Linked DNA regions of Homo sapiens: region 2 is linked to region 1. Evidence: chromatin loops called from intact Hi-C (ENCODE). Cell type or tissue: dorsolateral prefrontal cortex. All regions are shown on one strand.

Evidence for each region. A loop is a pair of places that touch in the nucleus more often than their neighbours do. Peaks named below come from ENCODE experiments on the same cell type or tissue, not always from the same donor. Only the 100,000 strongest peaks of a DNase experiment are listed, where the experiment ranks them.
Region 2: it touches region 1 in a loop (2.2-fold over the local background); 2 of 110 quality-filtered maps call a loop at or near these places.

The regions. Positions count from the first base shown.
Region 1 is chr19:12,137,168-12,145,167 of GRCh38, reverse strand. ZNF20 (zinc finger protein 20) reads left to right here and starts at 4,818. Exons shown (of 4, transcript NM_021143.4): 1 at 4,818-4,988. The coding sequence starts at 4,986. It overlaps ZNF625 (zinc finger protein 625), which reads left to right. Exons shown (of 4, transcript NM_145233.4): 4 at 1-278. ZNF625-ZNF20 (ZNF625-ZNF20 readthrough (NMD candidate)) reads left to right here. Exons shown (of 8, transcript NR_037802.1): 4 at 2,453-2,527; 5 at 4,843-4,988. It also overlaps the pseudogene RPL17P47. RefSeq lists silencers at 5,032-5,241, 6,947-7,049. In dorsolateral prefrontal cortex, CTCF peaks have their summits at 3,641, 3,841 (motif pointing right), 4,839 and 7,465; DNase peaks (open chromatin) are centred at 3,867 and 4,747; H3K4me3 peaks cover 2,293 bases; H3K27ac peaks cover 1,162 bases.
Region 2 is chr19:11,668,765-11,676,764 of GRCh38, reverse strand. It overlaps the pseudogene ZNF833P. Among named protein-coding and RNA genes, the nearest start is that of ZNF823, 66 kb to the left of the region's middle. RefSeq lists an enhancer at 1,892-2,449. In dorsolateral prefrontal cortex, CTCF peaks have their summits at 2,853 (motif pointing left) and 3,059 (motif pointing left); DNase peaks (open chromatin) are centred at 2,824, 3,074 and 7,048; H3K4me3 peaks cover 1,320 bases.

The DNA of each region.
Region 1 (8,000 bases):
AAATGCCAGTAGCCCAGGAGCAAAAATTTTTGGGAGTAGTTTAGCTGGGGCCTCACTCAGATACCTAGGACACAGAGTTGGAAATAACTCTTAAGAGAGACACACCTCCAGTAAGACCTTAAGACAGTTCTGTCATAAAAAAAATACGAGGTTTGGCCGGGTGCAGTGGCTCATGCCTATAATCCCAGCACTTTGGGAGGCCGAGGCAGGCGGACCACGAGGTCAGTAGTTCGAGACCAGCCTGGTCAATATGGTGAAACCCCATCTCTACTAAAAAATACAAAAATTAGCCAGGTGTGGTGGCGCCTGTAGTCCCAGCTACTCAGGAGGCTGAGGCAGGAGAATTGCTTGAATACAGGAGGTGGAGGTTGCAGTGAGCTAAGATTGCGCCACTGCACTCCAGCCTGGGTGACAGAGTGAGACTCCGTCTCAAAATAATAATAATAATAATAAGGTTAGCCCAGCAAAGTGGCAGGTATATATATACAGGAAGGTCAGAAAAATCTTTTCCCTCCTATTGAAAGCCCAATACCTAAGTGGCAAGCCCTCATTTTAAGAAACTCACTAAAGGGATAACGGAAGTGCCATTGTCAGACTCACTGCCTCAGAAAGCTTTATCAAAACAAAAGGCTAAAGTTCCTATTCAAAAATATCCTATAATAAATGGCTGGCTATCGGGTACACTACGTATTTTATGCCATTCGTTCTCACGAGTTTTCTTTTTTTTTTTTTTTGAGACAGAGTCGGGCTCTGTCTCCCAGGCTGGAGTGCAGTTGCACATTCTCAGCCCACTGCAACCTCTGCCTCCTGGGTTCAAGCGATTCTTCTGCCTCAGTCTCCCGAGTAGCTGGCTTTACAGGCATGAGCCACCATGCCCAGCCTCTAAACTCTTTTTTTTTTTTTTTTTTTTTTTTTTTTTTTTTTTTGAGACAGAGTCTCACTCTGTTGCCCAGGCTGGAGTGTGTTGGTGTGAGCTCGGCTCAGTGCAACTTCCACCTCCTGGCTTCCCGGGTAGCTGGGATTACGGGCACCCACCACCACGCTAGGCTAATTTTTTATATTTTTAGTAGAGACAGGATTTCACCATGTTGGTCAGACTGGTCTTAAACTCCTGACCTCAAGTGACCCACACCAGTGTCTCCCAAAGTGCTGGGATTACAGGTGTGAGCCACTGCACCCGGCCTTCTAATCTTTTTCCAGCCTTCAAATTTTTTTTTTTTTTTTTTTTGATACAGAGTCTTGCTCCAGGTTGGAGTGCAGTGGTGTGCTGTCGGCTCACTGCAGCCTCCAACTCCCAGGTTCAAGCGATTCTCCTTTCTCAGCCTCCTGAGTAGCTGGGACTATAGGCGTGTGCCCCCACACCCAGCTAATTTTTGTATTTTTAGTAGAGACAGGGTTTCACCATGTTGACCAGGCTGGTCTCGAACTTCTGACCTCAGGTGATCCACCTGCCTTGGCCTCCCAAAGTGCTGGGATTACAGGCGTTAGCCACTGCGCCCGGCCATTTTTGTATTTTTAGTAGAGACGGGTTTCTCCATGTTGGCCAAGCTGGTCTTGAACTCCTGACCTCAAGTGACCCACCTGCCTCAGCCTCCCAAAATGCTGGGCTTACAGGTGTGAGCTACTGCGCCAGGCCTAATATCTTTTTTTTTTTTTGAGACAGAGTCTTGTTCTGTGGCCAGGCTGGAGTGCAGTGGTGCAATCTTGGCTCACTGCAACCTCCGCCTCCCAGGTTCAAGAGATTCTCCTGCCTCAGCCTCCTGAGTAGCTGGGACTACAGGCATGCGCCACCACGCCCAGCTAATTTTTGTATTTTTAGTAGAGATGGGGTTTCACCATGTTGGCCAGGATGGTCTCAATCTCTTGACCTCATGATCTGCCACCTTGGGCTCCCAAAGTGCTGGGATTATAGGCACCACGCCTGGCCCTAATCTCTTCTCAAAGTACTTTTTTCTTTAATGAATGTCTTAAATAAAAACTTTTTTCTAACCACAAACTTTTTTTTAAATTATTTTATTATGTAATTTTTTTTTAGAGAGTTGGTCTTGCTGTTTGGACCCGGCTGGAGTGCAGTGATATTCACAAGTGTGATCTTAGTGCATGAGAGCTTCATATTCCTGGGCTCACAATCCTTCTACCTCAGCCTGCCAAGTAGCTGTCACTACAGGTACCAGCTGCTGTGCCTGGCTTCCACCTTTTTTTTTTTTTTTTCTTTAATCAGTTCCTTTTAAAGACCAAAGAAAACCTGTCCTCTTGTGTGGCCTGAGTTGATCTATGAACATTATTCACTATGACCCAGAAAATCCCACGAAGTCGTGCATGTTAGAAGGATGAAACCCTCATGTTCACTGTAAACTGTGAAGGTGCTCAGGCCATCACAGGTATGCCTATATGAAAAGCCACCAAGTATCTGAAATATTTTCTTTTACAGAAATTATGTGTACCATTTCAGTCTTAGAAAGTGGAGTTGGTCGCTGTACGCAAGACAGACATTGGGGCTGGACTCACCATCAGTGGCCCCGAAAAGGTACTGAAATTTGCTTACAAGTGCAGAGTTATGCTGAACTTAAGGGTATAGATGTAGATTCCCTGGTTATTGAGCACATCCAGGGAAAAGGCACCCATAATGTACCACCTGACTTACAGAACTCATGGGCAGATGAACCCATCCACAAACTCCCCTGCCACATCCAGATGATGCTTAGTGAAAAGAAACACCTTGTTCCAAAAGCAGAAAAGGAGGATGCACGGAAGAAAAAGATACCCCAGAAGAAACATAAACTTAAGAGACAAACAAATTCAGCCAAAAGAAAATGCAAATAAAAGTTCAAAACAAAACAAAACAAAAAAACCTCTAAAATTCATAAAACACAAAATGACAAACTCTATTAAATATGCCCCTATGATATCTCTTAGATAAAAGTTGGCCGTAATAGAGAAAATGAAGATAGGTGTTGGTGACTGGCAGATTCTGGGTCTACGATGAATCAGAGAAGGATGGTTTTCACTTTGTTTTACATTTTTTTAATGCTTGATGTTGACTTGGTAGAAAGATGATAATAAAGAGATTCTTCTGTCTATGTGTTTCTTTTAGATTACTCATGTGGACTGAAGAAAAAAAATTAAATTTGTTAAAGAAAGTGAGTTTGATTTAGGATTGTGACTGAGGACAATAGCCTGGAAGCAGTTCTGACAGATGGCTGCTATGTAATATTTTGGTTCACAGTTTATAAGAGACATGTGGGCCCTGTGCTCTATCTTGTTTTTTCTTCAAAGCATAATTCTGGAGAGCTGGAGAGTCCCAGAGTCAGGAATGTTATAAAGTCAGGCTGGAAACCAGAAATAAGTAACATGACTAAACATTTGTGTGTTTTTTTGTTTTGTTTTGAGACAGAGTCTCGCTCTATTGCCCAGGCTGTAGTGCAGTGGTGCAATCTCGGCTCTCTGCAACCTCAGCCTCTTTGATACAAACGATTCTTCTGCCTCAGTCTCCCGAGTAGCTGGGATTACAGGTGGGCTCTACCACACCCGGCTAATTTTTGTATTTTTAGTAGAGACGGGATTTCACCATGTTGGTCACGCTGGTCTCCAACTCCTGATCTCAGGTGATCCAGCCACCTCGCCCTCCCAAAGTGCTGGGATTACAGGCTTGAGCCACAGCGCCCAGCCACTACTGCCTCACTTTCATGCAGTTAAATAATCTTGGACACTTCCTCCTCGACTTTATACATACACACTGGAGGAGAGCTTTGCTCGTGTGTTATTCTCGCAGTGGGATTGAGGATGTTTGTCTCATGGAAACTGATGAATGATGTGAGAAGCAGGTGAATAACCTGCAGGGGGCAGCAGAGACCGACGCCAGGGACGGGACGCTGAGGCTAGTATGGATCCTGCCAAGGAGTGAAGTGGAGTTCTGGGTGCTTCCTGGGCAGCCGCCCTCCCCTGCAGGTGGCTTGCAGCTGCTCAGAGCAGATCCAGAAAGAGTGTGGGTTCTGACATGCTGCAGCGCCCTGGAAAGCAGGAGACCCACGTGCAGGTGCACTTCAGGAGTTCTGTCCTTTCTGCGGCTGTACATCTGGAATCTGGGGCGGTTTTCGGGAGCAGTGTTTTGGGTTTGACATGCATAGAGTCCCTGGGGTCAGACTGTAATTTGCATATCTGAAGAAAATCCGTAAAGATCAAGTTCAGGGAAATAACTGTTTGGGACCTCTCCTGGAGAAGGGGCTTATGCAGTTGACAGTTTATTTAGGTCAGAAGCTTAAAATCACCAAGTGAGAGTTTTCTGCCGATGAAGATGAAGGTCTGGAAGGAGGGAGAGTTTCCACACTGTGAGGTGGGGTGAGATGTGTGAAAGCCTTGGCCATGTCTCATCCCTAATTCCGGGCCCCTGAAGGACAACTGCCTCTCCTTCTTGGTGCAGTCGTGCCTGGCCTGATCTGGGCTCCCCTTCCTGCTCTGAGGTCAGCACATCGCTCCATTGGACACTCAGTCTGGAATTCCCTGCACACACTTACAACCCTGTGCAGGACGAAGAAGCACTGACAGCCCATTGAATGAGGAAGAAGATAGTGCCCTGTGTAAAAATCAGGAGCAAATTTGGCTGAAAAGAAAATATCCAATGACCAGGGCTCAGGGAAGGAGTTGTCCCTTAGAGAGAAGCTGTGGCTAGAACCGATCAGTCCGGCTTTGCAGGGCTCGTTACCCAGGGCTTCTGCCGTCACTCAGTTCTGAGGGGGCGGGGCCTTGTACCTTGTCCAATCAGAAGCGCCGGGGCGGAGCCCGGCCAACGGTCCGTCCGGAAGGAGGAGGCCCATTCCAGCTTCTACTTTTGTTGCTATGCAGGTTGTTGTCGGGATACCAGATTTCCTACTCCGAGAGGCCCCGGGTCCCTCTGCCACAACTTCTGTCGCTCTGCCGCCTGCACCGTGACCCGCACTATTCACGGGAGCCCTAGAGAGGACACCGGGACACCCAGAAGCCGGGAAATGGTGAGTGTATGGGGCCGGAGTCCCCAGACGGGGGAGGGGCTGGGTGGAACCGGCCGGAAGCGGCTGTGGTGGGATCTGGGCCTCCTCGCCGCGCCTCCTGGATCTGGGACCCGAATCCCTCTGTCTCAGCTCGTCCCTGCGTCCCCTCGGCCGCAGGGTGCGGCTGGGCCGGCAGCCGGGACCCCGGGCGTCCTCCTGTTCTGTTCCTGCGCGGGCGACTGTGGGCCCCGACCCTGGAGCCCTCTCTGGGCAGCTCCGCGCCTGCAGCCCCGCGTCTCTTCAGATTTTGCGGGGACCACGGGAGGGTCATGGGGGAATCCTGCGGATTTTTTTTTCTGTTAAAGAGTTTGGGCCGGGCGCGGTGGACCATGCTTGTAATCCCAGCACTTTGGGAGGCCGAGGCTTGCGGATCACGAAGTCAGGAGATCGAGACCATCCAGGCTAACACAGTGAAACCCCGTCTCTACTAAAAATACAAAAAATTAGCCGGGCATGGTGGCATGCGCCTGTAGTCCCCGCTACTCAGGAGGCTGAAGCAGGAGAATCGCATGACCCCAGGAGACGAAGGTTGCAGTGAGCCGAGATCACGCCACTGCACTCCAACCTAGGGGACAGAGCGAGATTCCATCTCAAAAAAAAAAAAAAATTTAAAGAGTTTGAGCAAACAGCGATTCATGAGTGAGAAACGCCCAGTCATGATTTGTGGTTTTGGTACCAGAAAGTTTTAAGAAGAATTGCATTTTGTTAACGGTGGAGGGGGTCCAGGTTCTTGGCGTCTTGAACAAAGAATTGGACAAAACGCACAAAGCAAGGAAGGAATGAAGGGATTTAACACTCCACAGTGTGCAAGCGGGGCTGAGCACAGGGGCTCAAAGGCCCCGTTACAGAATTTTTGGGAGTTTAAATACCCCCTGGAGGATTCCATTGGTTACTTGGGGTATACTCTATGTAAAAGGAGAGGATGAAGTAAGGTTATAAAATCATTTACTTGGCTTACGCCCTATGGAGTAGGTATTTCCTTTCATAGCTGAAGTTTGAATAGGCCTTATGTTCCCTGCGTCCAGACCCTATTTTCCTGCCTCAATTTGAGTTTGATTTTGGTGTCCTTAGGTAGTTTCTTATAGCACTAAACACACTTCAGTCTAATTGCTGCTGCTTTAAATTTTTTCACACTGTCTATAGGGACTGGCTTCCTCCTGCATTTTCCTAATGTATGGGTCTCAAATCCTCCACCCTGCTACCCCGCCCTAACTCTTCAGCAGTTTGCAGTAACATCTTAAATTTTCAATTACTTTTCCGCATCTCCAAACATTAACTCCCCTTCTCCAACTCACAGTATTATCAACTTTCTTTTTTTTTTGAGACGGAGTTTCGCTCTTGTTGCCCAGGCTGGAATGCAATGGCATGATCTTGGCTCATTGCAACCTCTGCCTCCCGGGTTCAAGTGATTCTCCTGCCTCAGCCTCCTGTATCAACTTTCTTTATTGTAGAGTATATTTCTTCATCCTTTCTTTCACATAGATGCAGTATTTTAGTGGTTTATCATCTTTTCACAAGGTCATGGATAACTTTTTTTAAAATATTTGTGTTCTGTTTCTGAACATTTCACATAGAATAGAGAATAACCACTTGATACTCCAGTGAAAAACCTCTGTTCCTCTCCTCTTATCTTCGTAAGGCACAGACACCATCTCAGAATGTCTTTGGGTTGTTTCCTTTTTTTTTTTTTTTTTTGAGAGAAAGTCTCTCTTTGTAACCCAGGCTGAATTGAAGTGGCGTGGTCTTGGCTCACTGCAACCTCCGCCTCCCAGGTTCAGGTGATTCTCCTGCCCTCAGTCTCCCGAGTAGCTGGGTTTACAGGTATGCGCCACCATACCCCATGTATTTTAAGTAGAGATGGGGTTTCACCATGTTGGTCAGGCTGGTCTCGAACTCCTGAGCTCAAATGATCTGCCTGCCTCAGCCTCCCAAAGTGCTGGAATTTTACAGGCGTGAGCCACCGTGCCTGGCCTGTTTCCTTTTTGAAAACTTTACAGGGTGATGTGTCTTCAGGAGTCCCAATCTATCTTTTCCTGGTCCTGGGTTTCAGAACCGCCTGGGGCTGAACCAAAATGCCCACAGCTCCCATCTCTCCTGGCCTACTGAATATCAGCCCCTGTGTCAGTCCTCCCAGAGGATAGCCTGAGGCAGGGTGTGGGATCTCCCAAAGGAGCAACTGAATTTCCCAAATGGGAGGAGACTCCTGGTACACTCTTCATCTAGATAGCCAACCCCTTGGGATGCTCAGTTTTTCTCCCCCAGTCCCAGCTTCCATTATTTGGAGACACATAGCTGGTCAGCCAGTTGGATGTTGCTATTAAGGGAAAGGTGTAGGTGAAGTGAGCCACAGCAGAGTCATCTCAACAAAGCCATAAAGCCATGACATAACAGTGCATTATCACATCCCAGACAGATGAGGGCAGCACACCTTGCAGGGCAACACAGAGTGGGGGGAACATCCAGGATGCACATTCAACCAGCAGGTGGGGAGAAAGACAGACAGGGACTTTTGGGCCAGAGTTTTTCTTGGGGTCCAGGGCAATGCCCAAGGAGGTTTCTCTTAGGGAGTTGTTTCTGATAGATTTGGAGCAAGCAGGTGCTAGTTCTGTGAAGTCAGGCTGTGATTAACAGGTGGTCTGTGCCATCCACGTGGGTATAAGGGTCAGTGGGGCAAGTCAAGTTGGTCTGTCTAGCTTTTCCACAGTGAGGTCGTCACCAGGAGGCAGCTGTGTAAGTCACATATGTGGGTTGAGCACATGCAGGAACTGGGAGGAGGTGGATAACTGGAAACTGTTGAGGTCAAGTGCAGCTTTCTTCTTCTTCTTTTTTTTTTTTTTTTCTGAGACAGTCTCTTTCTGTCGCCCAGGCTGGAGTGAAGTGGCGCTCTCTCAGCTCACTGCAACCGCCGCTTCCCGAGTTCAAGCGATTCTCCTGCCTCAGCCTCCCGAGTAGCTGGGATTACAGGCACGCACA
Region 2 (8,000 bases), 470 kb after region 1:
TCACTGAGAACGGGCCATGATGACGATGGCAGTTTTGTCGAATAGAAAAGGGGGAAATGTGGGGAAAAGAAAGATAAGATTGTTACTGTGTCTGTGTAGATAGTAGTAGACATAGGAGACTCCATTTTGTTCTATACTAAGAAAAATTCTTCTGCCTTGGGATGCTGTTATCTATAACCTTACCCCCAACCCCGTGCTCTCTGAAACATGTGCTGTGTCCACTCAGGTTTAAATGGATTAAGGGCAGTGCAAGATGCGCTTTGTTAAACAGATGCTTCAAGGCAGCATGCTCGTTAAGAGTCATCACCACTCCCCAATCTCAAGTACCCAGGAACACAAACACTGCAGAAGGCCGCAGGATCCTCTGCCTAGGAAAACCAGAGACCCTTGTTCACAACTGTTTATCTGCCGACCTTCCCTCCACTATTGTCCTATGACCCTGCCAAATCCCCCTCTCCGAGAAACACCCAAGAATGATAAATAAATACTAAAAAAAGAAAAAAAAATTCCCCCTTCCCATACAAATATGCCTAGCTCATAAAAGCAATCCTAAAAGAAAAAAAAAAAAAAAACTGAAGCTGATGGCTGGGCATGGTGGCTCACGCCTGTAATCCCAGCACTTTGGGAGGCTGAGGTGGGCAGATCACCTGAGGTCGGGAGTTCGAGACCAGCCTGACCAACATGGTGAAACCCCATCTCTACTAAACATACAAAATTAGGTGGGCATTGTGGCACATGCCTGTAATCCCAGCTACCTGGGAGACTGAGGCAGAAGAATTACTTGAACCTGGGAGGCGGAGGTTGCGGCAAACCGAGATCGCGTCATTGCACTCCAGCCTGGGCAACAACAGTGAAACTCCGTCTCAAAAAAAAAAAAAAAAACCTGAAGCTGAAATGAGTAAACCAATTTTTTCAAGGTGATAAACCCAGGGAGGGGCAGTGCTGACCTGAAACACTCAAGTGTCTGACTCAAGTGTCAGGTCACATCATCCTATCACTTGGGACATCCCCCCACCTCCAAGCTGCTCCCTGAAGTGCTCAGTGACCACCCTCCCAGAAGACACTCAACTGTGTGCTTTTCAGGTCCTTGCAACAACTCATTGGGGGTGGTTTTCTTCTTTCACTAGACTGAGAGAATCCAGAGGACAGAAATCATTTCTTCTTTTTTTTTTTTTTTTTTTGAGACGGAGTCTTGCCCTGTCGCCCAGGCTGGAGTGCAGTGGCGCAATCTCAGCTCACTGCAACCTCCACCTCCCGGGTTCTAGCAATTCTGCCTCAGCCTCACGAGTAGCTGAGATTACAAGGGTGCACCACCACGCCCAGCTAATTTTTGGATTTTTAGTAGAGTCGGGGTTTCACCATGTTGGCCAGGCTGGTCTTGAACTCCTGACCTCAGGTGATCCACCCACCTTGGCCTCCCAAAGTGCTAGGATTACAGGACAGAAATAATTTGGTTTCCTCCATACCAGAATTTGATTGGCTGACTAGCCATGTGTCCCCAAGGAATGGAAACGGGTTGGAGAAGAAAAGGCGTGTCCCAAGGGATTAGTTTTTTACAATAATGATATAGGAGACTGGTCCCACCCCATAGCATCCAGCTGCTCCCTGGGGAGGCCTCACCGCCACACCTCAGGCTCTTTGGGAGGAACGACCTAGGGGCTGATATTCACTAGACTTTCCCAAGAGACTTGGCAGCTGTAGGCATCTTGGGCCAGCCCCAGGTAGTCCTGAAACCCAGGATCAGGAAAAGGCAGAGGGTGGGCTGAGGTCGCATCACTGTAAAGTTTCCAAAGGGGAATCTCAACCCAAGACATTCTCAGAAGGTGTCTGTGCCTAGGGCAGATAAAAAGAGACACAAAGATTGTTTACAGCGGAGTGTCAGGTGGTTTTTCTCTGAAACGTTCACAAACACAAAACAAATATTTTTAAAACGGCCATATACTGCCCTCTAAAAAAATGACGATTAAAATACTGCCTGTGTTTGAAACATAGCCTGGAGGACGAAGAAGTGATACTGTTGTGAACTAAAGGAAATCCGTGTTATAAAATGCGGAAAGGGATCAGGAAATCCCAAATTTGCTGCCAGCCTTAGGAGAAGGTAGCCTAGGGACCACAGTCGCGGATTTGAGACCCTGCTTCGCGTATATTTGGGAAACTCAGATAAAATACAAAAGCCCCTGGTGAGAAAGAGGGAACTGGGGACCCCACAGCCTACAGCTCCTCTCACACGAACCCCATACTCGAGGCAGGATTTCCCCCATGACCCTCTAGTGGCCCCCGTACAATCTGGGGAGACACGGAGGCAGCGGGCGTGACTGGGGCAGCGGGCGCGGAGCTGACCAGAGAGGGCGCTGGGCCTGGGGCCACAGTCAGTTGCACAGGGACTGGACCGGACGGCTAGGGGTCTCGGCTGCCGTCGCAGCCCCACCCTGCGGCCTGAGAGGAACCAGGGCCGAGGTGCGCCAGGGGGACTTGGGTCTCAGAACCCAGAGTCAACTACGAAGAGGCCCGGGTCCCGCCACGGTCTATTCCTGCCGGTTCCAACCAGTCCCATCCTAGTCTCGGGACCCTCAGCCCCGCACACTCACCAATTCCTGGCTTCCAGGTGTCCCAGTCCTCCCTACGGCTCCTGCTGCCAGTACGGGTCCCAGTGTGACAGAGGATGCTACAGACACGTCTGTGGGTGTCTGTCAGCTACAGAGTAGGAGCCGCATTTAGAGGGGTGAAGATGCCGCGCACCCACCTCCCTGCAGTGCGCCTGATCCACAGTTCTCACGACCCCACCCCATGGCCCTGATTGGATACGGCTCCAGGTCCCGCCCCCTGGAGACCGAGTAACAGAAGAGGCGATCTCACTGTGCTGAGTGGAGCGCGATGAACAGGTTCCAGACACAGCCCTTGGCAGGCGGGCTTCCTCCCAGTGCAGTGACCCGACTCTCCTGGGGAGAAATGTGCACTTAAGCAGAATTTCCTGACTGATTGTACTAATGGCCCTTCCTGCTTCTTTTTCCTGGACCAGCAATCACAAGTGTGTGCTAGGAATCCCAGACTCACTGTCCAGTGGCGCCATCTCCTGGCCTTGGAGCAGGAGGGGGGCTCTGTCCTCCAGGAATCAGGAATTTGGCATGAGGCTGCTGGCGACATAGTCAAGCCTTTCTCCCATCTGATGTCTCAATCTGCTTATTTTCAAGAAAATAAAAACACATCGATAACAGGATAAAACTGTTAAATTCACGGAAAAGCTGGACTTATATGACAGCAATATTCTATAAAGGAATCAATAGAGAGAAAAAGCAAAAACATGAGCTAGCTCAGAGAAGCAGTCTTTCAGACGCAGTTCAGCAGGAAAACCCCAATTTAGAGGTTAAACATATTCCCAACCATGGGTGCCAGACTGTTGAAATGGGTCCCCAGAGGCCGGGTGCGGTGGCTCACACCTGTAATCCCAGCATTTTGGGAGGCCAATGCGGATGGATCACCTGAGGTCAGGAGTTCGAGACAAACCTTGCCAATACGGTGAAACCCCGTCTCTACTAAAAATACAAAAATTAGCCAGGCATGATGGTGGGCGCCTGTAATCCCAGCTACTCAGGAGGCTGAGGCAGGAGAATCGCTTGAACCCGGGGTGGGGCGGCGGGGGGAGCGGACAGAGGTTGCAGTGAGCCAAGATTGTGCCACTTCACTCCAGCCTGGGCGAAAGAGCAAAACTCTGTCTCAAAAAAGAAAAAAGATAAGAAAAAGAAATGGGTCCCCAGAGTGTCCCTGCCTCATTACCAAGTCATGGTGATGAGGCAAGATACATAAGGATTCAGCTCTGGGAGTTCAACTTGCCCTCTTGTCCCCTCTGCAGAGTGTGGCTATGCTCCCTCCTTTAAGTGTTAATAAAAGTTTCCAATCAAAAGCCAAGAAACTAGACACTGATTTTGAAAACATAAGGAATTCCTCGTATTTTATGAAAAACAAAGCTATTAGTCATACAGAACACGAATAGTACAATGGCAGACATAATGCCTTCGTTATCGGTAATTAAATGGAATAAACTTGCCAAACAAAAGACAGAGGCAGGGAGAATGAATCTTTAAAATATGATCAAATTGTATCCTGTCTACAGCACATTCATTGTAGATCTCAATACCCAAGTCAGTTGAAAGAGAATGAAAGAAAAAGATATTCCATGCAAATAGTAATGTAAAGAGAGCAGGGGTGGCTATACAATTGTCACACAAAATAGACTAAGTCAAAAACTGTTAAAAGACACAAAGAAGAGCACTATAAAAGGCTCAAATCATACAGAATATATAACAGTTATAAATATAATTGCACTAAATAACAGAGGCCCAAAATATATGAAGCAAACATTTTAAAAATTTAAAAGGAAGGTCAGGTGTGGTGGCTCACCCCTGTAATCCCAGCACTTTGGGAGGCCGAGGTGGGTGGATCACCTGAGGTCGGGAGTTTGAGACCAACCAGACCAACGTGGAGAAACCCCGTCTCTACTAAAAATACAAAATAAATTAGCCGGGCGTGGTGGTGCATGCCTGTAATCCCAGCTACTCGGGAGGCTGAGGCAGGAGAATCACTTGAACCCGGGAGGCAGAGGTTGCCATGAGCCGAGATCACGCCATTGCACTCTAGCCTGGGCAGCAAGAACGAAACTCCATCTCAAAAACAAAAACAAAAACAGGACAGGCACAGCGGCTCATGCCTGTAATCCCAGCACTTTGGGAGGCTGAGGCGGGTGGATCATGAGGTCAGGAGTTCGAGACCAACCTGGCTAACATGGTGAAACCCCGTCTCTACTAAAAATACAAAAAATTAGCCAGGCCTGGTGGCGGGCGCCTGTAGTCCCAGCTACTCGGGAAGCTGAAGCAGGAGAATGGTGTGAACCCGGGAGGCGGAGCTTGCAGTGAGCCAAGATCGCACCACTGCACTCCAGCCTGGGTGACAGAGCAAGACTCCGTCTCAAAAAAAAGAAAAAAGAAAAAAAGAAAAGGGAAACATCCATTACTCTTTACACCAGCAATTCCACTTCTAGGTATATACCCAAAAGAAGTAAAAGCAGGGTCTTACACAGACACATGTATACCAATTTCATAGCCATCTTAATTCACAGTAGCCAAAATATTACTGTAGAAACAACTCTTCCAGTCAATGATTTAATTCAATTACTCTCAAACTAGTTTTTAAATATATTTTTAAAATCTTTACAAAAAAAGAAAAGTGTTTAGAGTAGACACACAAAGTGTGGTTTCTCCGTGCAATGAAGTATCATTCAGACAGAAAAAGCAATGAATTCCTCATACATGATACAACCCGAATGAACCTGGAAAACATTATGCTAAGTGAAATAAGCCAGACACACAAGGACAAATTTTTTGTTTTGTTTTGTTTTGAGACAGAGTCTCACTCTGTCATCCAGGCTGGAGTGCAGTGGTGTGATCTTGGCTCACTGCAATCTCTGCCTCCCAGGTTCAAGCGATTCTCCTGCCTCAGCCTCCTGAGTAGCTGGGATTACAGGTGCACACCACCATACCTGGCTAATTTTTGTATTTTTAGTAGAGACGGGGTTTCACCATGTTGGTCAGGCTGGTCTCGAACTCCTGACCTCGTGATCTGCCTGCCTCAGCCTCCCAAAGTGCTGGGATTACAGGCATAAACCACCATGCCCAGCACAAGGACAAATATTGTATCCTTCCCGTTATATGAGGTGCCTAGAATAGCCAAATTCATAGAGAAAGTAGGATAGACATTATCAGGAGCTGGGGGGAAGGGAGACTGGGGACGTGTTTAATGAGTACCCAATTTCTGTTTAGAGTGATGAGAGAATGCTAGAGATCAATAGCTGCGTTGGTTACACCACATCGTAAATTTATTTACTACAACTAAATGGCACATTTTAAAAATGATCGAAATGGCAAATTCTCTGTTAGTATATTTTACCTCCAAACAATCTAAAAACTAAAGAAAAAAACATGATTCAAGCTACTAGGCATGAAAACAACATCTGGGATAACAAATTACACTGAGTGGAATAAACAGCAAATCAGATACTGCAGAGAAGAAGACGAGTGAACCTTGTGACCTAGCAGTAGAAACTATCCCAAATGAAGCACCCAGCAAAAAAAACAACAACAACAAAAAACAGAAAATCAGTGAGCTGTGTAGTGGGAAAATTACAAGTGACATAATATGCAAATAACAAGACTCTTTGGCAGAGGAAAGAGCATGACAAAAAATATTTCAACAAATACTGGTTTCACATTTGCCAAACTGGATGAAAATTATAAACCCAGAAATCAAAAAAGTTCAACAAACCATGAGCATATATGTATATAAATCTACACCAAGCACATCATCAGTAAACTACTTCACAGCAAGAACAATTAAAATAGCTTTAAGGCAACAGGAAAAAGACACATTAACTACACTGAACCAAAGATAGGATTCATTACATACTTATTACCAGCAACAGCGCAGATCAGGAGACCATAGAACAACTACCTTAAAGTAATGAAAGAACAAGTATATCAACTGAGAATCCTATATCCAGCAAACAATATCTTTCCAAATGAAGGGAAAATAAATTATTAATTCAGCCATAGTGAAAGTGTTTGTAATCAGCATACTTGCTCCATAAGAGACATCCCTAAACTGCATGGGTGCAAAGAAAAATGAAGCCAAGTGGAAATCCGGAAAGAAAGAAGAGGACCAGAAATGATAACCACTTCAGTAAACACAAAGGGTTTTTTACTATTTTTTATTGCTTTAAAAAAAATCATTGAATCTTTTAAAAAAGAAAAAGAAAAAGAACAATGTATTATGAAGTTATAAAATTATGATGAAGGCCGGGCGTGGTGGCTCATGCCTGTAATCCCAAGCACTTTGGGAGGCCGAGGCAGGAGGATCACCTGAGGTCGGGAGTTTGAAACCAGCCTGACCAACATGGAGAAACTCCATCTCTACTAAAAACACAAAATTAGCTGGGCATGGTGGCGCATGCCTATAATCCCAGCTACTTGGGATGCTGAGACAGGAGAATCACTTGAACTCGGGAGGCGGAGGTTGCGGTGAGCCGAGATCGCGTTGTCGTTGTTGTCCAGCCTGGGCAACAAGAGTGAAACTCCATCTCAAAAAAAAAAAAAAAAAAAAGGTGAAAAGTACCTGAAATAACCAAACAAATAGCCAAATAATTCTGAAAAAAAAACAAAGAAAATTTAGCAATCCTAATCAAGACAATGTCTTTGGCAAGTAGACAAATATATCCATGGAACAGAATAAATGTTCCAGTAACATTTCTACACATGTGGTCCAGTAGTTTTTTTTAATCAAAGTGAACAATTGAGTCAAAATTTCTCTTCTCAACAAATAATGCTAAAAAATAGAATATGCATATGCAAAAAGTAAAGACTGTAGATCTGTGTCTTGCACTATATACAAACATTAACTCAAAATGGATCACAAAACTGAATGTATAATCTAAACTATAAAATGTAAAGAAAATGTGGGTGAAATTATTTGACCTTGGGTTACGTTACAATTGCATACATATGACAAAGATGCAGAATCCATTAAAAATTGAGAAATTAAACTTCATTAAAATAAAAATTTGCTTTGTGAAGGATACAGTTAAGGAATTTTTTTTTTTTTTTTTTTTGAGACAGAGTCTCGCTCTGTCACCCAGGCTGGAGTACAGTGTCATGATCTCGGCTCACTGCAACCTCCGCCTCCCAGGTTCAAGTAATTCTCCCACCACAGCCTCCCAAGTAGCTGGGAGTACAGGCACACACCATCATGCCTGGTTAATTTTTCTATTTTTAGTAGAGATGGGGTTTCACCATGTTGGCCAGGCTGGTCTCGAACTCCTGACCTCAAGTGATCTGCCCGCCTTGGCCTCCCAAAGTACTGGAATTATAGGCATAAGACTGCTAAGGATTTTTTTTTTTTTTTTTTGAGACGGAGTTTTGCTCTTGTTGCCCAGGCTGGAGTGCAATGGCGCAATC